Linked DNA regions of Homo sapiens: region 1 is linked to region 2. The links are chromatin loops, found by intact Hi-C in ENCODE. Cell type or tissue: heart left ventricle. All regions are shown on one strand. Each heading gives the region's core, and the rest is flanking DNA. Links, peaks and the distances in the headings are about the cores only.

Region 1 (15,578 bases), core at 3,858-11,857, 1.9 Mb before region 2:
CAGCATCCATATGTCCTGGAGTTTCTGGAAACAGCCCTGATTTCAAACCTTCTGTTTTAGTGTCTGACCATGTGTCAATGCTTGTATTTTGATTTTGGACTGAGAAGACAAGAAGACATAGTGACTGTACCTGTCAATAAGCTGGCATGGCGGTCTTGTCTTCCTTCCTTATGCCTCCCAATCTGATCTTATTTCTAGTTACCATTGCAGGAGTCGCTGTTCTCGCAGCTGGATTTTGTAATAACATTGTCCTCCTCCATTTTGCTCTTCATGACTCCAACAAATAGATCCTCCAAACATAATTGCTCTTTATTCTCTCAGCAAAAGTACCCCAAAACACATAAAGCAAAACAAACAAACAAAAAAAACCAAAAACCCACAGTACCTTTCCACTCTCAACCAGATGAATTCACCCTCATTATCTTGGGGCTTCCTTCCCTAAAGCCTTCCATCTGCTCCAGCCCCCACAGACCTTCATCTCCCTGAAACAATATGACACTCATTTTTAGTTTTAGTATTTAACTTCCAACATTGTAAGTTGCTTTATTATTTGTCATCTCTCAAAAGAGGTTTTAAGACCCTTAAAGAAGGACAGCTCTTTAGCTGTTTTTGGATACCTTTCATCATGGGAAGCTGGTTTCAGGCAAATAGTAAGTGTTCAACAATTATCTTTTAAAAGAGGTGTCATTGCATAGCTTAGTATGTGAAATGGGTATCTCTCATAAACCAGTTCCCTTTACATGTACAGCTATTTAAAGGGATAAACAATATCATTATTTTCCAGAACAAAAATGACCACATGATAAATAAGGCTTTATGAAAAAACATGGACAAGTGTGTGTTGCTTTAGAATAAAGGTGGGGGTGGGGGGAAGCTTTGGGGGCTGTTTGCATTTTATATGTAAACAGTGACATCTGCTGGTGAAGATGCACAGCATTTACATGGCATCTTGAAGTGGATTCAGGGTTCAGAAGCATGAATGTCATTGAGTCTTCATCATGGTCCTCTCAGAGACACCCAAAAGCCCCTTGTGAGACCCCAGGATCGGGTCATGTCCTCATACTTGATGATGATGGATGTGTTATTCTGGGAAATCATACAATTTATTTAAGACGAGCATCGATAATTAAAACAATTCTCCCTTTATCAGTTTCATTAGCCAGTTTTAACTTTTAATTGTCTTCCCTTATGATACATTTTCCCCTTGAAAGATTCCTGCCTGGTTTCCCTAGGGGAAGTGCTTAAAAGCATCAATCTCATCATAGTTCAGCAATCATGAGATAATTTTGTTCCCTAATTCTGTTTTTCTAGCATGTTTGTAAACAATGCCATCAGGAATAAAAGTGTTTGAAGCTGAAGCTGGGTCTTCCATCCAAATGTGGAAAGCGTGCCAGAGGACTGTCTTTCCCATTCCCGCCCCACCTGCACAGCCATAGACAAAGCTCAGCTCCGGGATAAGGTAAATGTCAAGAGCCACACAGCAGCATGCCTTCCCTTCAAGACAGAACAAAGGGTGGTTTTCTTGGCCAACCTACTGCACAGGAGGAAGCCAAGCAACACCATTGATTTAAGCCCCAAGGAAAACCTAAAATCTTTGGCCACTTCAGGTTGTAAATCTGGCATCAGATGTCAGAAACTTGTGTGAAAACAGAGACTACTAGGTTTTACTATGGCTTGAAAGGAATAACCCAAAGAAAAGCCTGACCCCAAAAAAGGACTGTCCCAGGCTCAGGGCCCCACAGCGACCACATGCCTGGGCAGGGAACTGCCGGGAAGGTAGCCCAGAATGGTCACATCTCACTCTGCAGCCCCCTCACCGGACAAGGACACCTCCTGTCAGGTTCCGAGTTCTAGTCATTCTTCCTTGTCTCTGAGAGCTGTCCATCTTTTCATACCATTTCTATTGCCACCCGTGGTTCAGCCTGAGGTGCCTCGGAGGACTCACTGGCCAGGCCCCATGGGCACTCTACACACATGATTGAGCAAGACCTCTAAATGAGACCACAAAGCAGGCCCATTTCCTTCAGGTGACTGACATGGGAACTCAGGCTGAGAGCAACTGACCAAGCAGACACAGCTAAAAAGATGGAGCCAGGATTCCAGCCAGGATCTGCCTGACTTTAAGTAATATGTGTTTCCCACTAAACCCATGTCATGGCTTTCCCCAGCTCTCGAAGCTTTGATGGCCCCACTGCCTACTGAATTCAGTCTTAGCTGCCAATCCAGGGGCCAAGCCCTCCGTGCCCTGCCCTGCCCTACTCTTCAGCCTTGCCCAGCTTTTCCCCTCCATGAACATCCTCAAGTCCCCCCCACACTCAAGACTCCCCAGGAGTGTCCCTTTGCTCATCTGCAATGTCCTTACTACCAGCCCATCTGCCCTTTCCAAGTCCTGCTCACTCATCAATACTTCTGTGACCCCCTGCCGTGAGAACACATTCTCTGCTAAACCCCTGCTCTTCCAGCGCACTTTCCTCAGAGTTATGTACAGAGAGGGTCTCCCCCTGCTAGACTGAGCCACCTCGGAGGAAGAGCCTGTGCCTGGATTTTCACATCTTTGTATGTCCTTCCATCCTTAGCAAAGGCACCTGGAATGTAATCAAAATCACCAAATATGTGTTGGATAGATGAATAGGTGGATGGATTATAAATAAATAAAGTATTTATCTAGGTTGTTACCTCTCAGGATGCAAGGAAATATATTTGATTTATAGACATACAGAAGAAGCGACTACATATAGTATAACAAAGCAATGTTGTGTTTGGAATAACAGCAACTGATTAATAAGTATCTATTATGTTACACTGATGTCGTATCTCTACCATTAGACTAACAAGTCTTTATGTTTCACGAGGGCAGGAATAATGTCTACAGCTGCAGCTGCCAGATCAAGCTGGAGTCCCTCCCTGATCTGATGCCATAAAGTAGGAGCTCTCAGTCACCATAGGAGGAAATCACTACCTCAGGCTGCTCACTAGAACCTCTGGGAAGAAACAGAGCTCCCCACCATAAGTCACGGCTTTGGGGTCAGAGTCTCTGGATCCAAGCCTGGTTCTGCTACTTGAGCCTCTCTTGAGTCTCAATTTCCTCCCTGAATATAGGGATGATAATCCCTGTCCCATGAGTTGCACTGGGGAATAAATGTGATCATCTATACAGTGCACTCAACAGCGGGCATGACCTGTGGGAAGGGTCCCATTAGTGTCCACATTGCCAGTTATGCAGTGAATATCATTCATGTCTCAGCTTATGTATCAACCAACAGCAATGCAGAGTTATCCCTCCTGTAGTTAGTTGAAAGTAGCTGGTGCTGACTATACTTCTAAGTTCTTACCAGTTGTCACTAGACCTTGTCAAAATGGGAAAAGACAGACTTCTGATAAACTCACTGTCAACTTATAGGCAATTTTAATAGAAAAAAACATAATTCACTGCAGTTTTTAAAAAAATCTACAATGAGGTATGAGCTAAAAGAGGATTCCATAGACTTGAGGTCAAAGTTCATAGTGAATCTCTTAAAACCTTACCTCCCTTTGCCTTTTTAGTATTATTAGTATGTTACATTATAATTCATCCCCTGATAGTGTTTTCAGGGCATTGGAGTTTCTGAACACTTCAGATTGTCTCCTATGTCCTGCAAAGATACCCCATAATGGTGTAGCTCTGTGAGAGTGAAGTGGTGGCTCTGCACCCTCAAGGTGCCTGGAGAGTCAGGTCCACTCAGTCATGGTGTGCTGCCAGTTGCCAGACCTCTCTCTCTTCCTGCATGCCATGCAACTTTACAGACCAGGAAGGCACTCAAGGGCAGCACAGCCCTGGGGACACATCCCGGTGCCTTATGCTCTAATGTTCAAGACCGCCTCAGCATCTGCTTACTGTGCAGGAGCTAAGGGAGGCGATCACCTCCACGGACCTATCCTCAACAACAGCTCCTCTACACTAGAAGATACTAGAAACAAAAGAGCTGTGCTCCTCTGGGCTGAGTTAGGAACTGGAACTGTCCATCCCAGTGGAAGGAACTGGGTAAGCATTTGCACTAGCAATAAGCTCTCTGGCTTGTGGACCATGAGCCACGGGGATCCTTCAACACCAGTGGAGGTGAAGTGACTTTGAGTGCATGGACTCCATTCTCAGCAGGTTCACTTTTTATGCTGTCAGATCCGTAAACAAACGTTCGCCCCTTCCTGAAACAAAGCAGGAGAGGACATTGCTGATCTATCAGGGCATCCTGATAACATTCTGCCTCCACAACCAGCCAGTGGAGAATGATTAGAGAAACACGCTGGCTCTAATCAGCTGGGGATGTGAACACTGCTCATTGCTTGATTATGTACTTTAAATCATGAATACTCAGAACAATCATAAGATATATATACACTTAACATATACATATACCGCCTGTACACTCAACCAGAGGACATACATTGGTGGCTGCAGAACTCCGTTATGATAGCATGGAGTTTCATTTAGATCATTTCTTTTTTCACATGACGCCTCCAATTTACATTTTAGTGTTGTTGGTGATGGCTATTGACTGAATGTTTGCATTCTCATGAAATTCATATGTTCAAATCCTAATCCTCCATGTGATGGTTTTAGAAGATGGGCCTTTGGGGGGGTGATTAAGTCATCAGGGTGGAGATCTCATGAATGGGATTAATGCCCTTGTGACAGAGACCAAGAGAGCTCTCTGGCTCTCTTTCCACCTCGTGAGGATACAATCAGAAGGCAACCATCTGCAGCCGGAAGAGGGCCCTCACCGGAACCCAAGCCAGCTGGCCCCCGATCGTGGCCTTCCAGCCTCCAGAACTGTGGGAAGTGGATGTCTGTTGTTTGTGAGCCCCCCAGTCTACAGTGTTCTGTTACAGCAGCCCGAGCTGACTAAGACAGTGATATTACCAATGATGGCAAAACACCAAACAGTACATGCTGATCACTCAGAGTTCCTTCGTTGCCAGATATAGAAACGACTTTTCAAATTCCAGCTATAATCCTCCCAAACCTCAACTGAGGAAATGAATCATTATCACCAACTGCAAACTCGCTGTTACCCTCCAGCAATGACAAAGAGAGCCTTTCTCCTGTAGACCTCCCCCTAGGTGGGCCTGGGGCACACTTCCTTTCCTCCCAGCCGCCTGGGGACCTCGAAACTGCTTCTTCACTGACAGAAATAGCAACAGACAAGCCTGGGAAGCTCCCCTAACCTCTTGCAAGGAGAAATTATTTTTCATTTCCTTGAAGGTGTGGGCCCAGGCAGGCTGGCCGTACTCCCTCCCCACACAGCAATCCCAGCACACCTAGGAGACAGGGTGGGGCAGAGAAAGATGGGGGCTGCTAGGGCAGGAGGGCTGGCCCAGCCCCAGCAGGATAACTGCCCTGGAGAGTACACACACCGTGGAGCCCAGTCCCACTCCCAGGATCCATCCTGACCATGTCCAGTCAAGACTGACCAAGACTTCATCCTCAGAGAGGAAGTCATAAAGGAATTCCTTGACATGCTCCCCTTCTCTAATCTGGTATTAACAAATGGTATGACAGAAAAATGAAAAAAGGAGGGAAGGGAGAAGTAAATAAACTCCAGGTTTTGTGGACATCAAATTTTAAGAAAGCAAATGAGAACTGAGTTCAGTAATGATCCCAGTCATTCTTTAGCAAGGCAGGAGGAAGGAGTGAAATAGCCTCCATCTTCAAACATCCCCAATTCAAGGGACAAAATTCCATTGTACACTCCCTAACCAGTGAATTCAGCTATAGGCACTGCAGTCATATTGATAGGTGAAGCCGGCTGGGCTTCTGAGTCAGTCGGGACTTGGAGAACTTTTCTGTCTAGCTAAAGGATTGTAAATGCACCAATCAGCAGTCTGTGTCTAGCTAAAGGTTTATAAACGCACCAATCAGCATGCTGTAAAAACGGACCAATCAGCACTCTGTAAAACAGACCAATCAGCTTTCTGTAAAATGGACCAATCAGCTCTCTGTAACATGGAACAATCAGCAGGATGTGGGTGGGGCCAAATAAGGGAATAAAAGTTGGCAACCCGAGCCAGCAGCAGCAAGTGGGTTGGGTTAGTTTCCACAGTGTGGAAGCTTTGATTTTTCGCTATTTGCAATAGATTTTGCTGTTGCTCGCTTTGTGGGTCCACAATACGTTAAGAGCTGTAACATTCCCTTGGAAGGTCTGCAGCTGGCTTTGCTCTTGAAGCCGGTGAGACCACGAGTCCACCAGAATGAACGACTCCGTAGGCGCCACCTTTAAGAGCGTTAACACTCACTGTGAAGGTTTGTGGCATCGCTCCTGAAGTCAGTGAGACGACGAACCCAGCAGAAGGAAGAAACTTTGGACACATCTGAGCATGTGGTGGTACAAACTCTTGACACACCATGTTTAAGAACTGTAACACTCACCATGAGGGTAGGGGGCTTCGTTCTTAAAAGTCAGCGACATCAAGAACCCACCGGAAGGAACCAATGCTTGGACACAGTAATTCATGCACAGGGTTTAAGGCTTTTGCTGCCAGAAGTGCTTGGCTCTGTGTGTGTGTGTGTGTGTGTGTGTGTGTGTGTGTGTGTGTGTATTGGTCTAGGACACACACAAAGTGTGTGCTGCCTAGTTCAGCTTCATGTGTTTCCTACCTCAGAGAAGAGATGGTTTTTCTAAGACCGGTTCTTGGAATTTTGTAATGCGGAATCGGCAGGTGCGCAGAGACATCCGAGACTGAGGGCTGGAGGAGGAGGGGAGGACTAAGAAAAAAGCCCAATGGGAGTGGAGAGGGAACAGTCCCTCCACAAAGAAAGAGTGGGAGGGGTGAGGAGAGAGGATGCTGACAATCAGAGCCCAAGAAAAGCAGAAAAATAAGAACCCAGGAGCGGGAGAGAAGGGAGTCAGATAAAATGGGTTTCCCATAACCTGTAGATTGGTTCTTATGTGCTTTTAGACTGGCATTTCTTAAATTCGTATTTGCTGTTATGTCTGCTGTTCTTGACTATGACTCCTTAGAGCTGCGTGGGTCTTCAGCTCAGAAGATTTTCTCAGTCCTAGTCCTGCTCTTGCCTTACAGCTGACGAAATGCCAGCTCAGAGAAATAAAATCAGTGGCCTCAGTATGCACCACAATTTAGAGCTGAACTTTGATTCCTCTGCCTATATTAGTCCAATGTAGACTCTACTACCCATGCTAAAAATATGCTTGTTCCTAAACATGCTCCCAGCCACATCCCTCCCTACCCCGACATGCCTCCTTATGCTGTAAGTTTTACTGGAAAGATAAAAAACCATATACACACTCTTCAGTAGAGAGCATTTACATGTCTGAAGAGAAAGTGCCCCACAACAATAGAAAACGTTCCCAAAATGAACTCAGTTCTGGGGCTGGAAGCTGGGATGCATGCAGCTACAGCAAAGGCCTTACCTTGAGGAGACACTCAAGGTAAGTGTCTCCTTACCTTGAGGAGACACTTGTGAAGTTAGAAGGGACAGACATTGTTTAAAGGGCACACGTGTCTGAGCAGGACTCACATTCCATCCAACAGATGGCAGTAGCCACATATTTTTTTAAATAAGCACATAGAAGTCCAACGTTCAGAAGAAAAAAGAACCAGTGAAATGAGATGTAAAATCTTTCTGTCCTCATCAAAAACCAAGTTTTCATTCCGTTTGAATTAACATGAAATTCAAACAACAACAAAACCCATCTACCTAAGCACTGGTAGATAAAATCAACTAACAGCCCTCTAATGACATGTTACTGATTACAAATTATAACTATTTTTGTGTCTTGTTATTAGAAAGATGAAAGAGGGTTAATAATTGCTGTAATATGTTGGGTTTAGCTAACTTAAGTGAGTGGTTGAATATGGTTTCCATTTTCCACATACCAGCATTCTTGAAGTAAAAAATAACGGAACCTCTTGGTTGCTAACAATCTTTTATCCACCACCTAATTCTTAGAATTCTTTACACTTCTGAACATGACTTCCATTCTAGTTTTCAAATTGAGAAAGCACCTATATTAAAAAGCACTGGTTCTCTCCCCATTTGGGATTACACTTAAATGTATAAGGTAGAGAAAAGTCTAATAGAGAACATAATTGATGTCAGTTGTAATTGTATTCTGATGTCAAATACATAGTAAAATATGAGCTTATTTTTGTGGCACTGCATTAAAAATACATTTCTTGAGCTCCTTTTTTGGTTCATTCTATTTTTATCCCCCGTTTTTTCCTTGGCACTTCCTATCCATGATTTTCTGCATATCTAATATCGCGCAGAGGAAAAAGCACTGCCTGGACCTGTCCACCAGCAAGCGGACATTGCTTTGCATAAACAGGCAGAGGGGCAGGCACCTCAAGGGACTCGCAGAAGTGCCTGGGTATTTTTAAATACTTGAGGAGAACACAAGGATGCCTGTCGGACATCTCAGGAACTGCTAGCTCCAGGTAAATTGGTTTTAACATTAGGTTGCTAAATTTCCTTCCATGATGTCATATCTTTGCAAAGCTTGGTTTTTGGTGACTGTTGTGATAGTTGTGGGGGAAAAAGTGATATGTCCTATCTAATTCCAAGGTTTTACATATTGCTAGTGCCCAACTGATGCACCTACATATCATTAGTAAATAATTGTGGTTATTTAATATTACAATAAAATATGATTTATTTTCTTCCAATTTGTACATATTATTTTTTACCCAGCTCCTAAGTTGTTAGGACATAAATACTTATTAAGGTAGTTGGACCCAACAAGGTCATAAATAGAACTGTTAGGTATTTCATGTGGCCTCAGGGCCCTGTGAATAAGATTACTAAGACATTAAGGGTGCTGTGAACTGAAAATGTTTAGGAACTGCTGAACTAAACTATTCACAGAGGTGAGCTGGTTTATTCCTCTCAAACATCTTAGTCATTTCAAGGCTGGGCATGATAGCTCACAACTGTAATCCCAGCACTTTGGGAAGCTGAGGTCAGAGGATTGCTTGAGGCCAGGAGTTCGAGACCAGCCTGAGAAACATAGTGAGGCCACATTCTCCACACAAAAAAAGTAAAAATTAGCTGGGTGTGGTGGTGCACACCCGTAGTCCTAGCTACTTGGGGAGCTGAGGCAGGAAGATTGCTTGAGCCAAAGATGTTGAGGCTGCAATGAGCCATGAGATTGCACCACTGTACTCTAGCCTGGGCCACAGAGTGAGACTCTGCCTCAAAAAAAATTAATTAATTAATTAAAAATCATTTCAAAGTATGAACCATGAATTTAAATAACTGATATAAAAATCTGGAAAGAATGAATCAGAAATAAAAGAAAAGAGCTTGGGTTTGAATCTTGCCTGCCCCACAAACTGGGTGAGATCAGGTGACCTATCTGAAACTTGGTTTTCCTCTCCTTTGTGTGGGTTAGAGGAGATAAGGTCTCAGCACCTAAGATCCTTCCTGGTACTTAAAAATGCACAATAAGTGGTATCAATTATGATTTCTAAATCAGACATGACCCATACAAACATTTCCTTCCTGGAAAGGAGGGGTCTTAATTTGGGGAGTCCAGTGCAAAATAAAAATATGAGGATTTTTGTTCAAAAATTAGTAAGAATTTCAAGATGGTCTCAACAGAGCTGATCAGCTGTGAAGCTACGTGAAGCTGCCCCTGCTCTTGCCAATTTTCTCAGGGTTTTCCAGCTCAAATGAATCTTTCTGCACCGAATCTTTATACTCTTATCACCTGTGCCAAATAATTAGTAGCTCACCATTATCCTGGTCCCCAGTCAACTGTAGCAATATGTAATATCATCATATTCACTACTAGCTGCATGGTGACATTCTATTTCCCAAGTGGACTGTGTTAGTCTGTTTGTGTTACTATAGAGGAATGCTTAATGGCTGGGTAATTTATAAAGAGAAGAGGTTTAACTGGCTCACAGTTCTGTAGGTTGTGCAGGAAGAGTGATGCCAGCATCTGATTCTGGTGAGGACCTCAGGAAGCTTCTATTTGTGGCAGAAGGGAAAAGGGAGCAGTCGCATCACATGGCAAGAGTGGGAGCAAGAGAGAGAGAAGGGGTAGGTCTCCCCAGACTCTTTTAAACAACCAGATCGTGCATGAACTAACTGAGCAAGAACTCACTTATCACCAGGAGGATGGTATTAAACCATTCATGAGGGATTTGCCGCCATGATCCAATCACTTCCCACCTGGCCCCACCTACTACACTGGGAATCACATTTCAACATGAGATTGGAAAAAACATCCAAATGATATCACAGATGATCGCATCTTTGTGGGCAAGGGGCTGTAAAGAGTGCTGACTCATTTTCCACCCCACAGCCTCTAGGCACCGCTGGCACATATTAGATGCTCAACAGATACCTGTTGACTAAATAATTGATGGGAGGGTGGTATGGCTATATAGTTGTTAGCCTCTTACTACCATAATCTCCAGGCTGTAAAGGCTGTGAGTGGTAGACTGAAAGCATGCCAGGTAATCTCTATAGAGGGCATACTAAAGAAACTAAGAGGACATCGCACAAGTGGGTGTGTTCATCCTGTGTGTGTGTGTGTATTTCGTTTTCGTTTACGGTTTTTCATATGAATAAGCTTTATTTTTGGAACAGTTTTAGGTTCACAGTAAAGTGAAGCAGAAAGTACAGACAGTTCCTATATACCCTCTGACCCCACACATGCACAGACTCCCCCACTACCAACATTCCCCACCAGGATGGTACATTTGTTACTACTGTTGAAATGGTATTGACACATCATCACTCAAAATCCACAGTTTACATTAAGATTCACTCTTGGTGTTGTATATGGGTTTTGATAGGTGTATAATGACAAGTTTCTACTGTTATAATATCAGATAGAATAGTTTCATTGCCCTAAAAATCCTCTGTGCTCTATTCATCTCTCTCTCCCCCAAATCCCTAGTATTAACTGATCTTTTTGCTATCTCCATAGTTTATCCTTTTCCAGAATGTCACATACTTGGAATCATATAATATAAAGGCTTTCAAATTGGCTTCTTTCACTTAGCAATATGCGTTTAAGTTTCCTGCATATCTTTTCATAGCTTGATAGCTCATTTATTTTTAGAGCTAAATAACGTTCCACTGTATGAATGTCCCACAGTTCATTTATCCATTCACCTATTGAAGGGCATCTTGGTTGCTTCCAAGTGTTGGCAATTATGAATGAAGCTGCAGGTTTTTGTGTGGACATAAGTTTGCAGCTCCTTTGGATAAACATCAAAGAGCACAACTGCTGGATATTATGGTAAGGGTATGTTTAGTTTTTAAAGGAATGCCCAAACTGTCTTCCAAAGTGGCTGTACTATTTTGCATTGTCACCAATAATGAATGAGAGTCCCTGTTGTTCCACATCCTCACTAGCATTTGATGTTGTCAGAGCTGTGGAATTTGGCCGTTCTAATAGGTATGTAGTGATATCTCATTGTTTTTTAATCTGCATTTCCCTGATGGCATCTTGTGGAGCATCTTTTCATATGCTTAACTGACATCTGTGTATCTTCTTCGGTCAAGTATCTGTTAAGGTCTTTGGCCCATTGTTTAATCGAGTAGTTTGTTTTCTTATTGTTGAGTTTTAAGTGTCCTTTGTATATTTTTGGTAACAGTTCTTTATCATATGTGTCTTTTGCAAATATTTTCTTCCAGTCTGTAGCTTATCTTCTTATTTTCTTGAAATTATCTTCTGCAGAACAGAAGTTTTTAATTTTAATGAAGTCCGGCTTATTAATTATTTCTGTCATGAACTGTGTCTCTGGTGTTGTACCTAAAAAGTCATCACCATACCCAAGGTCATCTAGGTTTTTCTCCTGTATTATGTTCTAAGCACTTTATAATTTGTGTTCCACAGGTAGTCTGTGACCCATTTTGAGTTAATTTTTGTTAAGGGTTTAAGGTCTGAATCTGGATGGATTTGTTTGCATGGGGATATCCAATGGTTCCAGTACCACATGTTGAAAAGACTATCTCTGCTCCATTGTATTGCCTTTGCTCCTCTGTCAAAAATCAGTTGTCTGAATTTATTTGGGCTTATTTCTGGTTCCATGTTCTGTTTCATTGATCTATTTGTCTATTCTTTTATCAATACCACACTGTCTTGCTTACTGTAGTTTTATAGTAAGTCTTGAAGTCAGGTAGACTGTCAGCCCTCTCACTTTGTTCTTCCCTCTCAATACCAATATGGCTAAATCTGGGTCTCTTGCCTCTCCATATAAACTTTAGAATCAGTTTGTTGATCTCCACAAAATAACTCCCTGAGATTTTGATTGGGATTTCAATGAATCTATGGATCAAGTTGGGAAGGACTGACATTTTGACAATATGGAGTCTTCCTGTCTATGAATATGGACTATCTCAATTTATTTAGTTCTTCTTTGATACCTTTCATCAGTTTTGAGTTTTGTAGCTTTCCTTATAGAGATCTTGTACATATTTTGTTAGATTTATATCTAAGTATTTCATTTCTGGCATGGTAATGTTAGTGGTAATGTGTTCTTAATTTCAGATTCCATCTGTTCATTGCTGGTACAGGAAAGCAATTAAGTTTTTCTGTGTTGTATCCTGCAACCTTGTTATAATTGCTTATTAGTTCCAAGAGTTCTTCAGTGGACTCTTTTGGATTATCTAGTAGACATCTGCAAATAAAGACAATTTTACTTTTTCCTTCCTAATTGTATACCTTTTATTTCCTTTTCTTGCCTGATTTCATTACCTAGGACTTCTAGTATAACACTGAAAAGGAATGATGAGGGGGACATCTGATTCCTGATTTTGCGAGGAAGCTTTGAGTTTCTCACCATTACGTATAATATTCATTGTAGGTTTTTAGATAGATGTGCTTTTCTTTATCAGGGTGAGCAAGTTTCCCCCATTCATAGTCTGGTGAGAGTTTTTATCATGAATGGGTATTGGATTTTGTCCAATACTTTTCCTGCGCCTATTTATATGATCACATAATTTTTTTCTTCTTTAGCCTGTTGATGCGATAGATTATATGAATGGATTTTTGAATGTTGAACCAGCTTTGCATAACTGGGATAAATCCTAGTTGGTAATGATGTATACTTATTTTTACACATTGTTAATTTGATTTGCTAAAATTTTGTTAAGGATTTTTGCATTTATGTTTATGACAGGTATTTGTTGTAGTTTTTTCCTGGAATATCTTTGTCTGGTTTTGGAATTAGGGTAATGCTGGCTTCGTAGAATGAATTGCAAAGTCTTCCCTCTGGTATAATTTCTTATTTAAAAATTTGGTAGGACTCACCAGCAAACCCACTGGGCCTGATGCTTTGTTTTGGATGGTTATTAATTATCGATTCAATTTCTTTAATAGATATAGGCCTATTACAATTGTCTGTTTCTTCTTAAAAGAGATTTGGCAGATTGTGTCTTTCAAGGAAATGGTTCATTTCATCTAGGTTATCAAATTTGTGGGCACACAGTCGTTCATAATATTCCTTTGTTATTCTTTTAATGTTCATGGGATTTGTAGTGATGTTCTCTCTTTCATTTCTGATACTGGTAATTTTTTTTTCTTAGCCTAGCTACAGAGGCTTATCAATTTTATCGATCTTTTCAAAGAACCAGCTTATAATTTTGTCGATTTTCTCTACTGATTTTCTTTCCAATTTTATTGATTTCTACTGTAATTTTGTTATTTCTTATCTTCTGCTTTCTTTGGATTTAATTTGCTCCTCTTTTGCTAGTTTCCTAAAGTGGACTGTGAACTTCATAGGAGCTTCTCAGTTGCCCCCCATCCCTTAGATAGGACAGGATGGTTACAGGTAACTGGTGTTAGGTATTTCCCTTCCCCTGGGTAGGTTAGGTTCTGATAAAACCCCAGCATTTAGGCTCTGATAAAATAGTTCCTCCTCAGGGTAGGCCTTGTAATAAGAAGAATGCTCTGGCACGTTTCAAAGTGGTTGCTTTTCTCCTCCCTGTGAGAGAAGCATAAGGGAATTTTTCTCTGATCCTTGCTTTGAGAAGCTGGGAGAGTGCCTGTAGTTACACCTCATAGAAGTATAAGAGCCCTTCTATACCTGGGTCTTCCTGGAGTTTTTAACTCCATCTTTTCCACACTCAACCTCCGGCAATTTGCCAGTTACAATTCAGCTTTTCCCATGCTGGCACTGGCGCCCGTGGAGGTTTCTGCTCAAGAGTTTCTGCTGTGATAAAAGTAGATTCATTGCATCCACATGTCTGTCTCTCCAATTTGGGGACAGCAGCTTACCCTGTGTCCTCACTTTTCTGATAGATCTAAGAAGAACTGTTGATTTTTCAGTTTGACAGTTTTTTGAATTGTTTTTAGGATACAGTGGCAGCTTCAAGGCTCCTTTTGCACTGAAGTGAAAACTGGAAATCCTATGTTCCCTTTTAAACACTGGCACACTCTAATAAGAACAACTTAATGAGAGTTGACCCCGTTCACAAATTTCCCCTGCCTCAAATTGCCCTACATGTGCAGGAGTAGTCTTCAGACAGCCCAGTCCACACATAGGATGGGCACTGACCAAACTTCAGCAACTTGGAAAATCTACCCTGAGAATTGGGTCAGAGAGTCCATTTTCCCCAGTAGATCATCTTCCACCTCCTCGTGAAGATCAAAAAACAGAAGTTAATCTCCAGAGAGAAAAAAAGAATGAATCAGAAAGAAAAGAGATGCAAGACAGAGAGCCAGGATGATTTTTCTGTTCCTGGGTAAAGTCACAAGCCTGGTCTCTAGCCGTGCATCCTTTTAATAGACTCCTCTTTTCCACTTAGGTTCCCCAAGAAAATGTCTCTTTCTCTTTGCCATCAATAAGTCAAACTCAGTGAGAGTGAATCTGTCCATAAACTCTGGTGGGGATGAATACCACATTTCCATATCTCCTGAGCTCCTGGAAAGTAATTTGTCACCAGGGTGGCACCAAGGTCCAGAATTTTACCTAGAGCCCAGTCAACAAGGAAGAGCCAGCTGCCAAGGCCAGGGAAGCCAGAGTAGCCACATCTCAGCACTCCAGGGAGCATGAATTGCGGTAAAGTCAATGAGAGTAGTATCCTCAAATTTTGCCAACTAAGGATTCAGCATTAAATAAACCACACCCAGGAACAAGCAAAAAGACTGTTTCCTGGAAGAGAAAACTAGATCTGGAAGGAAACAAGAAAGCACCACCAAGCTGGGAGAGGATACATGTCAAAAACAGCCCCTAGGGTAAGGGACTACATATGCCTTTCTTTTGGCTGTGTCTGCAGAGAGGACAGATGTGTCATGGGAGACTACAGCCAAGAAGAGAACTGCAATGAATAACAGGGAGTCTAAGGAATCTTGGGATTCAAGAGAGGTCCAGGAAACTACAAAAAGACTATAGAGTGGAGTCTCTTGGTCTCACAAAAGTCTAGGCTCTGTCTGCTCTGTTTCTCCTCCCAGATCAGACAGCTTCAGCCGAGAAAGGGATAGAGGAGGAGGTCAGAACAACATCCTAGTGATGTCACCATGCAGTCTGTTGGATTTGGTCACCTTCAACTCAACCACAAAGTGGCAGGACATTTAATTTAAATATTCATTTGTGCTTAGTCACCTTATGGTATTCCCTTTCTG
Region 2 (15,578 bases), core at 2,512-10,511:
CATACTGAAGATGTGAACAGTATGTTCAACCAACTAGACCTAGGCGACATTTATAGATATATCTCACTACAGCAGAATGCATTTTCTTTTCAAGTGCTCACAGAATATTTTAAACAGACTCAATGCTGGGCATTAAACCAGGTTCTAATATAAAAATTATTCAAGCCGAATCGGGCATACTCTTATCATAATGGTATTATATTCATAATTAATATTATTAAAATTTGTATAAAATATCCTAATGTTTGGAAATTAAACCAAAAAATAAAAACAGCCCATGAGTCAAAGAAGAAATCACAGTAAAAATTATATTTTGAAATAACTGGCCGGGCGCGGTGGCTCACATCTGTAATCCAGCACTTTGGGAGGCCGACGCAGATGGATCACGAGGTCAAGAGATCGAGACCATCCTGGCCAACATGGTGAAACCCTGTCTCTACTAAAAATACAAAAATTAGCTGGGCATGGTGGCGGGTGCCTGTAGTCCCAGCTACTCAGGAGGCTGAGGCAAGAGAATCACTTGAACCCTGGAGGTGGAGGTTACAGTGAGCCAAGATTGCGCCACTGCACTCCAGCCTGGCAACAGAGTGAGACTCTGTCTCAAAAATAAATAAATAAATAAATAAATAAATTATTAAAAAATAACAAACCATAATGTGTAAGATGCTGCTATAATAGGGCTAAGAGATAACTTTATAGCTTTAAATATCTGTACTACAAAAGAGAATATATTTAAAATCAATGACATAAGCTTATACATTAAGAATGCAAAAAACAGGAATAAAATAAAAAGAAACTAGAAAAATGTACAGAATAGGCCAGGCGCAAGGTAGCTCATGCCTGTAATCCAGCACTTTGGGAGGCTGAGGCAGGCGGATCACGAGGTCAGGAGATCGAGACCATCCTGGCTAACACGGTGAAACCCCATCTCTAATATAAATACAAAAAAATTAGCCGGGTATGGTGGTGGTTGTCTGTAGTCCTAGCTACTCTGGAGGCCGAGGGAAGAGAATGGTGTGAACCCGGGAGGCAGAGCTTGCAGTGAGCCAAGATCGTGCCACTGCACTCCGGCCTGGGTGACAGAGCGAGACCCCATCTCAAAAAAAAAAAAAAAAGTAACCTGCACATGGATGTTTATAACAGGTTTGTTCGTAATGGACAAATCTTGGCAGCAACCAGGGTGTCCTTCATCAGGTGAATGGGTAAATAAACTTCGGTACATCCAGACAATGGAATATTATTGAGCATTGAAAAGAAATGAGCTATTAAGCTATAAAAATATATGGAAGTTAACTAAAATGCATGTTATTAAGTGAAAGAAGCCAGTCTGAAAAGGATACATACTATATGTGTCCAACTAGTTTACATTCCAGAAAAGATAAAACTATGGAGACAGCACAAAGATCAGTGGTTGCCAGGTATCTGCAGGGGAGGGGAGGGGATGAATAGGTAGAACATGGAGGATTTGGGAGCTAGGAAACTATCCCGTGTTATACTATAATGGTGGATGTATTACATTAGACATTTGTCAAAACACAGAATGTACAATACCAAGAGGAAACTTAATGTGAACTCCAGACTTTGGGTGATAATGACATGTCAATTGATGTTCATCAGCTGTGAGAAGCATACAATTTTGCTGGAGGACGTTGACATTGGGGCAGATCGTGTGTGTGCTGGGGGAACCAAGGGGTGTATGGAAACTTGCTGTAGTTTTGGCTTAATTCTGCTGTGAACCAAAAACTGCTCTACAAAATAAGGTCTATTTGATAAGAAGAAAAACATGAGTTACCAGGCCACAAAATTAGGAATATTAAATGTGTATTGCTAAGTGAAAGAAGCCAATCTGGAAGGCTACACATTTTATGATTCCCACTACATATGATATTCTGGAAAAGGCACAACTATGGAGAAGGTAAAAAAAATCAAAATTTGCCAGGGGTTTGGTAGGAGAAAGCACAGGTTTTTTAGGGCAGTAAAATTCTTCTATATAATAATGCAATGGTGGACACAGAAATCTGTTATCACACAATTGTGATAACCCATTTATCACACAATTGTGTGAAAACCCATAAAATGTATACATAAAGAGTGAATACTAATGTAAACTAGGGAGTTCAATTAATGATATTGGCTCGTTGACTGTAACAAATATACCGCTCTAACGCAAGACATTAAAAATAAGGGGCATTGCCAGGGGTAGGGGGACAGGGATGGTGGGAGAGGAGAGGGGATACATGAGAAGTCTCTGTACTTGCCTCTCATTTTTTCTGCAAACCTACAACTGCTTTAAAAAATAATCCATTAATTAAAAAGAAAAGACACAAACAAAACTCACAATAAATGACATACCATTTCTCATTTACTGAACTGCCTAAAATACTGAAATGCCTAAAATAAAAATGGCTGACTGACTGTATCAATTTTGCAATGATGTGGATCCATTGGAACCCTCATATTTGCTAATTGCAGTGTAAAACTGCAATCACCATTTCACATCCAGTTGAATAACAAAAATCAAAAAAGACTGACACTACAAAATTTTGCAAGGTTGTCAAGTACCTGGAATTCGTATGCATTCTTAATTCTTAACATTATTCTTATGTTAGAGTGTAAAATGGTCTAACCCAACTATGGAGAACTCTTACAGTTTCTTATAAACAGCCGTCTATCCTATGACCCAGACATTCAACTCCCAGGCATTTACCCAAGATAAATGGAAGCATATATTTACAAAAGGCTTGTAAAATAATTTGTAATGCAGCCTTTTTCTCATAATAGCATCAGATTTTAAATGTCTCACATGCCAACAGGTAACAGATAAATTATGGAGTTATAAATACAATGGAATACTTTTCAGCATAAAAAATAGCAAACTTCCAATACTTGCAACATATTTACATTAAAAAATGTTGAACAAAGGAATATTGACCTCTATCTGTGTGTCTTTCTCTCTCCCTCCCTCCCTCCCTCCTACGCTGATTCCATTTTATGAATTTTTAGAACAGGCAAAATAATCTAGGGTGAGAGAAATAAGGAAGTGTATGTTTTTGGAGATAGAATAATTGACTGGAAAAGGGTGCACGGTAATTTTGTTTGATAATAAAACTATTATTTATATTGTTTTGAGTGTTAATTACTCAGTGGCAAAGCTCATTAAATTGAATACTTTAGATCTGTGCATGTTGTTGCATGTTAATTATATCTAACATATTTTAAAAGGTTTTGGCAGCCCTGGTGTAATGGTAAGAGTGATGGGCTGGGCACAGTGGCTGATGCCTACGGTCCCAGCACTTTGGGAGGCCAAGGTTGGGGGCTCACTTAACCCCAGGAGTTTGAGGCCAGCCTGAGCAAAATAGTGAGACCCCATCGCTACGAAAAACAAACGAACAAAAATCACCTGCGTGTGGTATGGCCTGTCTGCAGTCTCGGCTACTCAGGAGGCTGATGCAGGAGAATGGCTTGAGCCCAGGAGTTTCAGACTGCCGTGAGCTATGATCATACCACTGCACTCCAGTCTGGGTGAGAGAGCAAGACCCTGCCTGGTGGTCAGCGGCAAAAAGAAAAAAAAAGAATGCAAGCTCTCACAACGAATAGATTGGGATTTAAATCTGAATTCTGATATGTATTGCTAGATCTTCTGAGCCTCAAATTCTTGCCATGTAAAATCAAGCCAAATACTTATGGATTTTGTGAGAAATCAATGAATAGAGTCTATTATACTCTGAGGATGGTATTTTATCAAATAATAAATTGTTGATAACTAGTAGTTACACTATTTTAATCCTTCCAATTCTTTTTTTTTCAAACCTCATACTTATGATATCTCCTATGCTTTTTAAATAATTTTTCTACTTAGACTGTCTATCTGGATCACATGAATCTTTCACAGCCTCAGGTTTGTTTTCTTTCTTTTCACTGCTACAATCAGCATCACAGCTCCCCTCACCCCATGTTCCAAGCAGAAGTGAGTATTTGATTATTTTCATCCTCTATGACCAATATGAGGTTTAAACAATGCGACAACACCTTATTGTACTAAAAAACCATATGAATATCCCTATATGACTAACAATAGATTCGTGAAATGTCCCTATGTGACTAACGATAGATTAGATTAATGTCCCTATGTGACTAACAATAGATGTAAATAGGACTTGCATCAGATTTTTCTCTGTAGTCTTATCTATAGCACAGTGCTGGGCATATAGTGAATGCTTAATAAAAGGTATTTCATAAATAAGTAATTTTAGAGTTTATGAAAATCATAACTGATTTTGTTACTCACTTATGAATATTTACACAAAGTCTAACAGCTACAGAAGATTGGAAGACAGGCAGTTCTGGTGCTAATCTTACCATTTCATTTTGTAGCTCCTTAGTGACCACTCAATGCGAGCTGGGGATACCAAGGTGAGCAAAACAGGCTCCCGTCTGCTCCTAGTTCCGCAATTTTCCTACTCCCATCACAATACTTCAGTTCTCCCTTCCCTGTTTTTAAAAATCATTTTGTATACTGCTGTTATATACTGACGTAAGCCATTAAAAGTCCTTTCTAATTAGGGAACAGAGGCCAACATTTCATGGATGTTTTGTATGTTTTTCCCTTTTGTTTTCTACTCACCTTGAATTTTCAAGCTGTTTCATATAAAAGTGAGGAAAGGGAATTTTGACAACACTTGGTTCAAAGGTGTTGAGGAGGAAGAACATATGCACAGAAAGGGAAAGAGGGCTTCAGGAAGCAGGAAGGTTTCACAGGAGTGATTTGGGAAGACCCAACACTTGTGGTCTAATGCCTCACTAGACTCAGGGCAATATTATGTTTTGCTGTGATTAAGGCAGTCAGTTTTCAAAAACGACCCGTATGTCCCTGTTTCCTCAGGTGAATTTTGCTCACAAGTAATTTGTAAATAGCTAGGGAGAGCCCCAGGAACAGCCTGGGTCTGAGAGCACTGACTATCTGAAATAAGCAGATGTTTCTTCCAGGGAGAATAAACTGGGTTTACCCTCTTTACTTGTTCCTATAGAATCAATGGATACATAATCTCTGATTTTTCCCTGCCGGTTAAAGAATGTTTCCAAGCAGTGGCAATAGTGCTGGTGTAGAAGTTATTCATCTTCCATTTCTAACTACTCCTACGCACCTGTTTTTTCCTTTGTATAATGCCTAATCTTTTCTTTCTGGCTTTGGTGTTGCCTCTTAACATAAACCGGACCTCTTTTCATAGAACAGATTCGGTGGGAGTTGACACTGTATGTCAGTGCTATTCACTGACCTCCAACATCAGTGAGAATAGCCAGACCCTAGTGGGAGCCATTCATTGTGTGGGATGACCAACAGCATGGTGGACGGCAGGACAAACCTGTCATAATTCCCGAAAATAAACGGTTAGTGGGAGAACTTAATCTCTGTGTAGTTTATACATTTGCATTAGAGTGGAAAAAAAGTATGCTTTAGAAATGCCCTAGGCTAAAAAATAAACTGATTTTTCCAAAGCCATCCATAGCCAGTAACAGCCATGTAGCAGAGTTGATAATAGCAGGTCCTGAGGGTTAGGCATTTAGAGTTTGTCCTTCTACAGTGTTTCCAAACCCCCATGAAACTGAGAAATCCTGTGTGGATCTGGGCCATTAACCCAAGGGAGAAACGAAAACCATGAAACACGGTAGTATCCATTCTGCAGAAGCTTTTTGTGTGCTGTGGTAGATGGCCTTCTCTGGGGATACACAGGAGTGATGTCCAGTAGTCCACCCTTATCCTTGGGGGATATATTCTGAGACCCCCCTGTGGAGGCCTGAAACTGGAAATAGTACTGAATCCTATATGTACTACGATGTTTTCAACTGATAGCCGAGACAGCTACTAAGTGAATAACAGGCGGGTAGCATATACAGCATGGATACACTAGACAAAGGGATAATTCATGCCCCAGGCAGGACGAAACAGAACAATTTCATAATACTACTCAGAATGGCATGCAATCTAAAGCTTATAAATTATTTCTGGAAATTTCCATTTAATTTTTTGGACTGCATTTGATTGCAGGTAACTGAAACCACACAATGTGAAACTGCAGGCACAGGAGTGCTACTGTATTCGCTACCTGCTCATTAACCACTTAGTAGCTGCTTCAGATATCAGATCTACCATCGGTTTCCCAGTGTTTGTGTTCAAGGAACCCTTGTTTTACTTAGTAATAGCCCCAAAATGTAAGAATAGTGATCCTGGCAATTTAGGTATGCCAAACGGAAGCTATGAAGTGCTTCCTTGAAGGAAAAAGGTGAAAGTTCTTGACTTAATAAGGAAAGAAAAAATCGCATGCTGAGATTGCTAAGATATATGGCAAAAACAAAACTATCTGTGAAATTGTGAAGAAGGAGAATGAAAGGGATACATGGTATATATAAGGTTTGGTGCTGTCTCCAGGTTCGGGCATCGAGAGTTTTGGAATGTATCCCCTGCAGGTAAGGTGGGGGGGGCTACTGTATCATCAAGCACCCTTAAAAATCTGACTGTTTTGAAAAGAGTTTCCTGGGAATAACAACATCCCTTAAGTGTCCAGAAAATCACTGAAACTTTACCCCCAAATTCTTCTATTATTGTTTAAGGCAATAATAACATTGGGAGTGTGTACATACCTTCTCTTGGGTCCATAAATTACCAAATTTGAGGACCCCTGGCTAAGGGTACCTGGGAAGGAGTGGGGTGTACCCTTCATCGTCCTCATCTGCCCCCTGGTGGCACGTTTTGTCACTCTGGACTCCTGCCGTAGGCTGCCAACAGCCTATTTAAACGAAACATCCTTGATATTTAGTGCTTTGTATATTTCCAGAAAGCTTTTCAATTACTGAGATTATCACTTCCTCTCACCATAAAGTTGTATAGCATTGCCCAATAATACTATTGTCATCTGCTTTATCTGTTAATACTTGATTTGTCTCATATTTAAACTGATTTTTGTCACGAGAAGTTTCCCCAGAAATTTTTTTATTCTTTGCCTGTTTTTCCTATATATCCAAATATATCAATTTTTGATCTATTTATATACCCATTTTGTTATCTTCAGGTGCGTTATTTGGTTTTCATTTTTTAAATTTCTTTCCCATTCTGCAGATGAAAAATACTGAGAAACCTACTCTGTTCCTGCATCCGAGCCATTCCACAGGCAGTTTTCCCATACTAAAAATGCTGTCTTCCACTGATGTGTGGCATGTCTCAGTTCCGTGACTTCTTTTCCTCTCTCTCTACTCGCTGCTGTCCCTTTTCTCCATGTGTCTCTAACATGCCTGTGTTCTTCAAGACCCAGTGCAACCACATTCCCTCCCACAACTCTATTTTCATGAGGAATAGCCAAGCAGGACTCCCAAGACATCATACAGGAGTGCCTACAGGGTATCTCTCCTTGGCAGTCCCACAGCACCGCAAATGCCCTGTGTCTGCCAATACTCATCAGCCTCTCTTCCCGTGTGCCTCTCCTGGGACCCTAAGAGAGTAACAGTCCCTGCAACTTCCCACTTTCTCCAGGCAGGGACTTGTGTGCCTTTTCCATGTCTTTGACTCCTTTATTCAATTATAATACAGGTATCTGTCTGCTATAACTCCTGGAACTCTCTTATGTAAATGCGCTTTTTTCATTCTCCGCCTCACATCTTAGCCCAGACCACACCATCTCCCCCCGCCGTCTTGGATACCTTCCATGTTTCCAGTGGTCTGCTCCCACTCCACACTGCAGTACAGTGATTTTTCTAAAACATGGATGGGTTCCTGTCACTCCCCTGTGAAAAGTCATCCATGTGGAGTCTGACTGGTCTGCATTTGGGGACTGGACAGAGTGAGAAGGGATCCTGTGTCAGCCAGGACTCCGGTAGACGCCCCTATGCAATATCCACTTGTGGTGGTCGGGGGCGGGGAAGGGGCGGGATTGAGCCCCCTTCCCCCCTCCTCCTTACTGCGGAAAGCTGCGGAGCGAGCAGCACTCACTTCCTATTCAGCATTCAGCAGGGAGGGAGCCTCTGAACAGCCACGTAGGCATTCTCTTCTCTCTGGAGGAAAAGGCCCAGCAGCTGTCCGAGGAAAAGACCCACCAGCTGTCAGCAAAGGGACATGTCGCAGCTAAGTAAGAATCTGGGTGACTCGAGTCCTCCGGCGGAGGCCCCGAAGCCGCCTGTCTATAGCCGCCCTACGGTTCTGATGCGGGCCCCGCCCGCTTCCTCCCGGGCTCCGCCAGTCCCTTGGGATCCACCTCCAATTGACTTGCAGGCTTCATTGGCCGCTTGGCAGGCACCTCAGCCTGCCTGGGAGGCCCCACAGGGCCAGCTGCCCGCCCCGGTGGTTCCGATGACCCAGCCTCCTGCCCTAGGGGGCCCGATAGTCCCGGCTCCCCCGCTGGGGGGCCCGATGGGTAAGCCTCCGACTCCCGGGGTCCTGATGGTGCATCCTCCACCTCCGGGAGCCCCGATGGCCCAGCCTCCGACCCCGGGAGTCCTGATGGTGCATCCTTCAGCTCCCGGAGCTCCCATGGCCCATCCTCCTCCTCCGGGGACCCCAATGTCCCACCCTCCCCCTCCGGGGACCCCAATGGCCCATCCTCCTCCTCCGGGGACCCCGATGGCCCATCCTCCTCCTCCGGGGACCCCGATGGTGCATCCTCCTCCTCCGGGGACCCCGATGGCTCATCCTCCCCCTCCGGGGACACCGATGGCTCATCCTCCCCCTCCGGGGACACCGATGGCTCATCCTCCACCTCCGGGGACACCGATGGCTCATCCTCCCCCTCCGGGTACACCGATGGCCCAGCCTCCAGCTCCGGGAGTCCTGATGGCCCAGCCTCTGACTCCGGGAGTCCTGATGGTCCAGCCTGCTGCTCCGGGAGCACCGATGGTCCAGCCGCCTCCAGCAGCCATGATGACCCAGCCTCAGCCTTCAGGAGCACCGATGGCCAAGCCTCCAGGTCCAGGAGTCCTGATGATTCATCCTCCAGGTGCGAGAGCTCCGATGACCCAGCCTCCAGCTTCAGGAGCACCGATGGCACAGCCGGCGGCCCCACCTGCACAGCCGATGGCCCCACCTGCACAGCCGATGGCTTCTTGGGCCCCGCAGGCTCAGCCTCTGATCCTGCAAATCCAGTCTCAAGTTATAAGGGCTCCTCCGCAGGTTCCCCAGGGCCCGCAGGCACCCCCAGCGCAGCTAGCCACACCCCCGGGCTGGCAGGCGACCTCGCCAGGATGGCAGGCCACGCAGCAAGGCTGGCAGGCCACTCCCCTGACTTGGCAGACCACGCAGGTCACCTGGCAGGCACCAGCCGTTACCTGGCAGGTGCCGCCGCCCATGCGCCAGGGGCCCCCGCCCATCCGCCCTGGCCCACCACCCATCCGCCCTGGCCCACCACCGGTGCGACAGGCCCCACCGCTGATCCGCCAGGCCCCACCGGTGATCCGCCAGGCCCCACCCGTGATCCGCCAGGCCCCACCCGTGATCCGCCAGGCCCCCGCTGTGATCCGCCAGGCCCCACCTGTGATCCGCCAGGCCCCACCTGTGATCCGCCAGGCTCCACCTGTGATCCGCCAGGCCCCGCCGCTGATCCGCCAGGCGCCGCCGCCCATCCGACCTGCCCCACAGGTCCTGGCCACCCAGCCACCGCTCTGGCAGGCCCTGCCACCCCCACCTCCACTGCGGCAGGCCCCGCAGGCTAGGCTGCCGGCCCCGCAGGTGCAGGCGGCGCCGCAGGTGCCTACGGCCCCACCTGCTACGCAGGTACCCGCGGCGCCGCCCGCTGGCCCGCAGGTGCCCCAGCCTGTGCTGCCGGCCCCGCTGTCTGCCCCACTGTCTGCCCCGCAGGCTGTGCACTGCCCTTCCATCATCTGGCAGGCCCCCAAAGGTCAGCCCCCGGTGCCACACGAGATTCCAACGTCAATGGAATTCCAGGAGGTGCAGCAGACACAGGCGCTGGCCTGGCAGGCCCAGAAGGCCCCCACTCACATCTGGCAGCCCCTGCCTGCCCAGGAGGCCCAGAGGCAGGCTCCCCCCTTGGTCCAGCTGGAGCAGCCCTTTCAGGGAGCCCCGCCCTCCCAAAAAGCCGTGCAAATCCAGCTACCCCCCCAGCAGGCCCAGGCATCGGGTCCGCAAGCGGAGGTGCCCACACTGCCGCTCCAGCCTTCCTGGCAGGCACCGCCTGCAGTCTTGCAGGCCCAGCCCGGACCCCCGGTAGCAGCGGCAAATTTTCCCCTGGGCTCCGCTAAATCATTGATGACTCCATCAGGAGAATGCAGGGCCTCTTCTATAGACCGCAGGGGCTCCTCTAAAGAGCGCAGGACCTCCTCGAAGGAGCGCAGGGCCCCTTCAAAAGACCGCATGATCTTTGCTGCCACCTTCTGTGCTCCCAAGGCAGTGTCAGCTGCGCGAGCACACCTGCCAGCTGCCTGGAAAAACCTGCCTGCCACACCGGAGACCTTTGCTCCCTCCTCAAGTGTCTTCCCAGCTACCTCCCAGTTTCAGCCTGCCTCTCTGAATGCCTTTAAAGGCCCCTCTGCTGCCTCAGAGACCCCAAAGTCACTGCCATATGCTCTGCAGGATCCCTTTGCCTGTGTAGAGGCCCTGCCTGCAGTTCCATGGGTCCCACAGCCCAATATGAATGCCTCAAAGGCATCGCAGGCAGTGCCCACCTTCCTGATGGCTACAGCAGCTGCCCCCCAGGCAACTGCCACCACTCAAGAGGCCTCCAAGACCTCCGTCGAGCCGCCACGCCGCTCCGGCAAGGCCACCCGGAAGAAGAAGCATCTGGAAGCCCAAGAGGACAGCCGTGGCCACACGCTAGCCTTTCATGACTGGCAGGGCCCAAGGCCCTGGGAGAATCTAAATCTGAGTGACTGGGAGGTCCAAAGCCCTATCCAGGTCTCGGGTGACTGGGAGCACCCAAACACCCCCCGTGGCCTGAGTGGTTGGGAGGGCCCTAGCACCTCCAGGATCCTGAGTGGCTGGGAAGGGCCCAGCGCATCCTGGGCCCTGAGTGCCTGGGAGGGCCCGAGCACCTCCAGGGCCCTGGGTCTCTCTGAAAGCCCAGGGAGCTCTCTGCCCGTAGTTGTGTCTGAGGTCGCAAGTGTCTCTCCGGGATCCAGTGCCACCCAGGATAATTCCAAGGTGGAGGCACAGCCCTTGTCTCCCTTGGATGAGAGGGCAAATGCGTTGGTGCAGTTCCTCTTAGTCAAGGACCAAGCCAAGGTGCCTGTCCAGCGCTCGGAGATGGTGAAAGTCATCCTCCGAGAGTATAAAGATGAGTGCTTAGATATCATCAACCGTGCCAACAATAAGCTGGAGTGTGCCTTTGGTTATCAATTGAAAGAAATTGATACCAAAAACCACGCCTATATTATCATCAACAAGCTGGGCTACCATACAGGGAATTTGGTGGCATCCTATTTAGACAGGCCCAAGTTTGGCCTTCTGATGGTGGTCTTGAGCCTCATCTTTATGAAAGGCAACTGTGTCAGGGAGGATCTGATCTTTAATTTTCTGTTCAAGTTAGGGTTGGATGTCCGGGAGACAAACGGTCTCTTTGGAAATACTAAGAAGCTCATCACCGAAGTGTTTGTCAGGCAGAAGTACCTAGAGTACAGGCGAATCCCTTACACTGAGCCCGCAGAGTATGAGTTCCTCTGGGGCCCTCGAGCATTCCTGGAAACCAGCAAGATGCTTGTCCTGAGGTTTTTGGCCAAGCTCCATAAGAAAGATCCACAGAGCTGGCCATTCCATTACCTTGAAGCGCTCGCAGAGTGTGAGTGGGAAGACACAGATGAGGATGAACCTGACACCGGTGACAGTGCCCACGGCCCCACCAGCAGGCCCCCTCCCCGCTAATAGGTGTAGCAGAGATCTCGCTCCTGTGTTTCCCTGGCCAGAGGCCACTGACAGGGTGGGGGGACATTTTTGTTCCTGGTGTTTGTGTTCCAGTTCCACGAGTGTACGTTTGGATTTTCAACTTGGTTTCGTATCTGCCAAAGCTTTGTACATTTTTTATGTGGTGTTGATTTCAATCGGCTACTGTTCTGTTCTGTATTTTGGCATCTGTGTTTTTAAGTGAGATCTGTGGTTCTCTGTTTTGTGTTTTAATTGTTATGTTTTGGTATCAGCTTTGTGCTGGCTTTGTGAAATGAATTGAGAAGCTATCCATCTCATTTCTGGTATAGTTCATGTAGCATTGTAATCGGTTGTTCTTTGAACGTTCAAATGACTCATCAGTAAAAACTGTCTACAGAGAAGTAAATATCTATATCTATATATATAAATATACTTTCAGCATAACAGAAGTGTTTGTCTTTATTCTAATTTTTACACTAGATGGTGGAAGCCAAGTTTTGCCGTATTCTCTGAATAGACATGAATAGCAAGACTACTCTCAGTTATAGTAAAAACCACGGTGATGGAATTGTTTTCCAAGGAGAGTACTCCATTCATCTTTATAAGGATGCAGTGATTTCAGTGGGTGGTTATACATAAGATTTCTCCAGGAGATTAATTAAAGCACACACGTTAGTGCCCAGCTGGTAACGTTGTTATTAGAAGCAGAAATGTCCTTAAGGGTATGTGGAGAAGAAGGGCCATCTGCCTGCAGGACTACAAATAACCAGGTGGTCCCGCTTCATGGAGAATTTGGCCAAAAGGGTATTTGTCAATCATGTGGCCCGTGGCGGGGTGTCCAGCAGTTCAAATTTGGGTTTCATCAACACACTGCTACCGGGATGGAAACGTGCTCCCTGCAGGATATCCAGGCTTATAACAGGGAAAAGGAAAAAACAGTCTTCATTTAATTAGAAACCCTGCAGATTGCCAGCAGTAGTGGCTGGGTTAGGGGAGGGCGTGGCAGGGTGCATTCCTATCAACATAGAGTTCTAGGGGAAGGTCCTGGGGGGAAGGGTCATTCTAACTTGTAGGGGAAGGCAGCCGGCAACGCCTGAAGTTGCTGAACAACCGCGGTCAGCCCTTGGCTATGAACCTGGTCTAGGCAGGAAAGGGACAAGGGAATGAACTGGCCTGAGTGTTTTGAGGAAGGATATTCAAGCACACACCAGGCTGGTGTACACAAAAGGACGTTCTTGTGGTCATACTCTCTTCCTGTGGACAGGGGACCATCAGCCCTACTTGCCACCGCATACTGTCTTATCAGAAGGAAGAAATCCAATCCCATATCCCGCTTCTAGGGTGAAGCCAAAGTCCCAGATGCGGTTAGTGGCGATGGTGGAATTCTCCTGCCACCTAGCGGCAGATTAGAGGTGCCACCGCAGCTGCCGCAGCAACAGCCCCTCCCACAGTGCTTAACTTCACAACCATGTATATACTTGGATTGCAGCTACTCCTTGCTTCACCACTTTTGCTCATAATTTTATCTATATCTGTGCCCAGAGATTCCTTCTTTTCTCTTATAGGCCAAGGTAGCATCTGTTTTCAAGTCCAATCCGCTCTTCACTCAACAATTTCTATCCTTGGTCCTGCAGCGCTGCCACTTAGGAAGCTGACTAGGAGAGGAGCCCACAAGATGCAGACTCTACTCCTAGCACCCGCAGAACTGAGCTTTCCAGGACGATGATCCCCGCCCCAGGACCTGCCAGGCCGCAGGAGCTCTTTCTCAAGTTGTCTAAGTGGTCAGGTAGTCCAAAAACTGGGAGGCAGTTTCCTATAAACTCCTTGGGTCAGAGAGTCCTGCGCATTTGTCCGCAAGCAATGTTTACTTATTTTTACAACAACAGCAAATGTCCATTGAAGGAGACAGCAATGCCCCAGCTGAGAACTGTCCCCAAAGGAGGTTTTGCTGGGCCAGTAAAGTGGCATATTGGTCTAGTATTTCTTGTTTGTGTTTAGTTTATTTATGATTGCTTATAAAGTTTTCTCCAGACCATTAACTCATGGCGTGCCTGAGCAAGATGCTCTTTGTGGAACAAAATTTGGGACTTTGTTCCAAATTTGGGACTTTGTCCCATCATGGGACTTTGGTGCCATACTTAAGGTGGGGGCTGGCTCTGCTCCATGGTAGAGAGGCTTACTTCCCAGCTGCAAACCTCACTCTCACACGTGACATATATCTAATGGCCTTCTTTAAGTAATGCCAAGGACTTAAAGCCTAAATTTGTTTATATTGTAATGAGATATAAATTGCAACAATGAAAAATGTGTTCATTACCAATGAGTAAACTAGTTAGATATTCAACTGAAAAGTTTAAGAAAGTGCAGCTAACATGACAGTGAAAAGCAGAAAACAAAGACCAGGAATATAGAAAAATACAGGTTAAAAAACAGCGGGAACTGGCCGGGGGTGCGGTGGCTCACGCCTGTAATCCCAGCACTTTGGGAGGCCGAAGAGGGTGGATCACAAGGTCAAGAGATCAAGACAACCCTGGCTGACAAGGTGAAACCCCATCTCTACTAAAAATACAAAAATTAGCCGGGTGTGGTGGCGGGCGGGCACCTGTAGTCCCAGCTACTCGGGAGGCTGAAGCAGGAGAATGGCATGAATCATGGAGGTGGAGCTTGCAGTGAGCCGAGATCGCACCACTGCACTCTAGCCTGGGCAATAGAGTGAGACTCTGTCTCAAAAAAAACAAAAACAAAAACAAAAACAAACAAACAAACAAAACAGTGGGAACGAATTCAAATCCCACTTATTTGAAAGTGCTAAAATGTAGAAAATGTAGAAAATGTAACACAAATCTCTTTTACTATAAAATTGAGCAAAAAGCCCAAACCTAGTAATAGGCAAAATGTATCACAGGAAAAAAATGGCAAATAACTGTTGAAACTGTTACACCTCACTAATAAAGATAGAAATATTAAATCTGTATTCCAGTTTTCATTTATTAAATTGTCATAGAATAAACTAAAACCCCATGTAATGTCCAATGTCAATGATATTGTTATGAAACTGGAACCATTATACACAACCAGTGAAAGTATAAGTTATTACAATTTGCCTGGAAATCAATGCAGCCAACTCTGTCTTCAAAAGGCTTTAACATGGTAATACTATTTTACCTAGAAATTCTTCATTTGGGAATATGTTGAATGAGAACAATCCACAGAGAAGGCAAAGACTTCTTCATAGAGAAAGCTGTTCATGAACATATGGGAAATTTATCAGGGTGTGAGCAGGCCCCCCTCCCCAATATAAACCTACAGTGTCAAGGGAGTACAGTGAGTTTCTGCTGAAAAAACCACAGGCTTCCTCAGAAAACAACTTGTAGTTTGTTTCAACACACAGAAAATGAAAGACTCAGCATCCACCATTATGGGCTGTAGAGAAGTCATTGCACTCTGTGCCTGAAAATTTTAAAACTAGGTGCTAGCACACTCTCCAAAGCCATAAATGACCTCAGTAAAATATATGATTTCTAGTGAAGAAAAACTATAGTTCTCAAAGTGATGAAATTCAATGTGCTCCTATGTCGAGTGTTCAACTATAAGCAAGTTAATATTTTAGGATATTTGTCTTAAGAAGATGATCTGAATTTTGGAATAATTTTACTCAAAGACATTACTCCTGAGAGCAACAGAGAAAAGGACCGGTTGTTTCTCAAAGCCACCAGTGAATCAA

What was found. Peaks named below come from ENCODE experiments on the same cell type or tissue, not always from the same donor. Only the 100,000 strongest peaks of a DNase experiment are listed, where the experiment ranks them.
Region 1: it touches region 2 in a loop (9-fold over the local background); 25 of 110 quality-filtered maps call a loop at or near these places.

The regions. Positions count from the first base shown.
Region 1 is chr15:25,493,940-25,509,517 of GRCh38, reverse strand. It overlaps LINC02250 (long intergenic non-protein coding RNA 2250), which reads left to right. Exons shown (of 5, transcript NR_187215.1): 3 at 1,312-1,459; 4 at 8,266-8,433. Among named protein-coding and RNA genes, the nearest start is that of UBE3A, 63 kb to the right of the region's middle. In heart left ventricle, for the core only: a CTCF peak has its summit at 7,525 (motif pointing right); no DNase peak of the experiment used is centred there.
Region 2 is chr15:23,640,269-23,655,846 of GRCh38, reverse strand. MAGEL2 (MAGE family member L2) reads left to right here and starts at 7,980. Exons shown (of 1, transcript NM_019066.5): 1 at 7,980-12,298. The coding sequence starts at 8,105. The coding sequence ends at 11,854. RefSeq lists an enhancer at 8,693-9,537. In heart left ventricle, for the core only: a CTCF peak has its summit at 6,730 (motif pointing left); DNase peaks (open chromatin) are centred at 8,196, 8,466 and 8,738; H3K4me3 peaks cover 771 bases; H3K27me3 peaks cover 3,399 bases.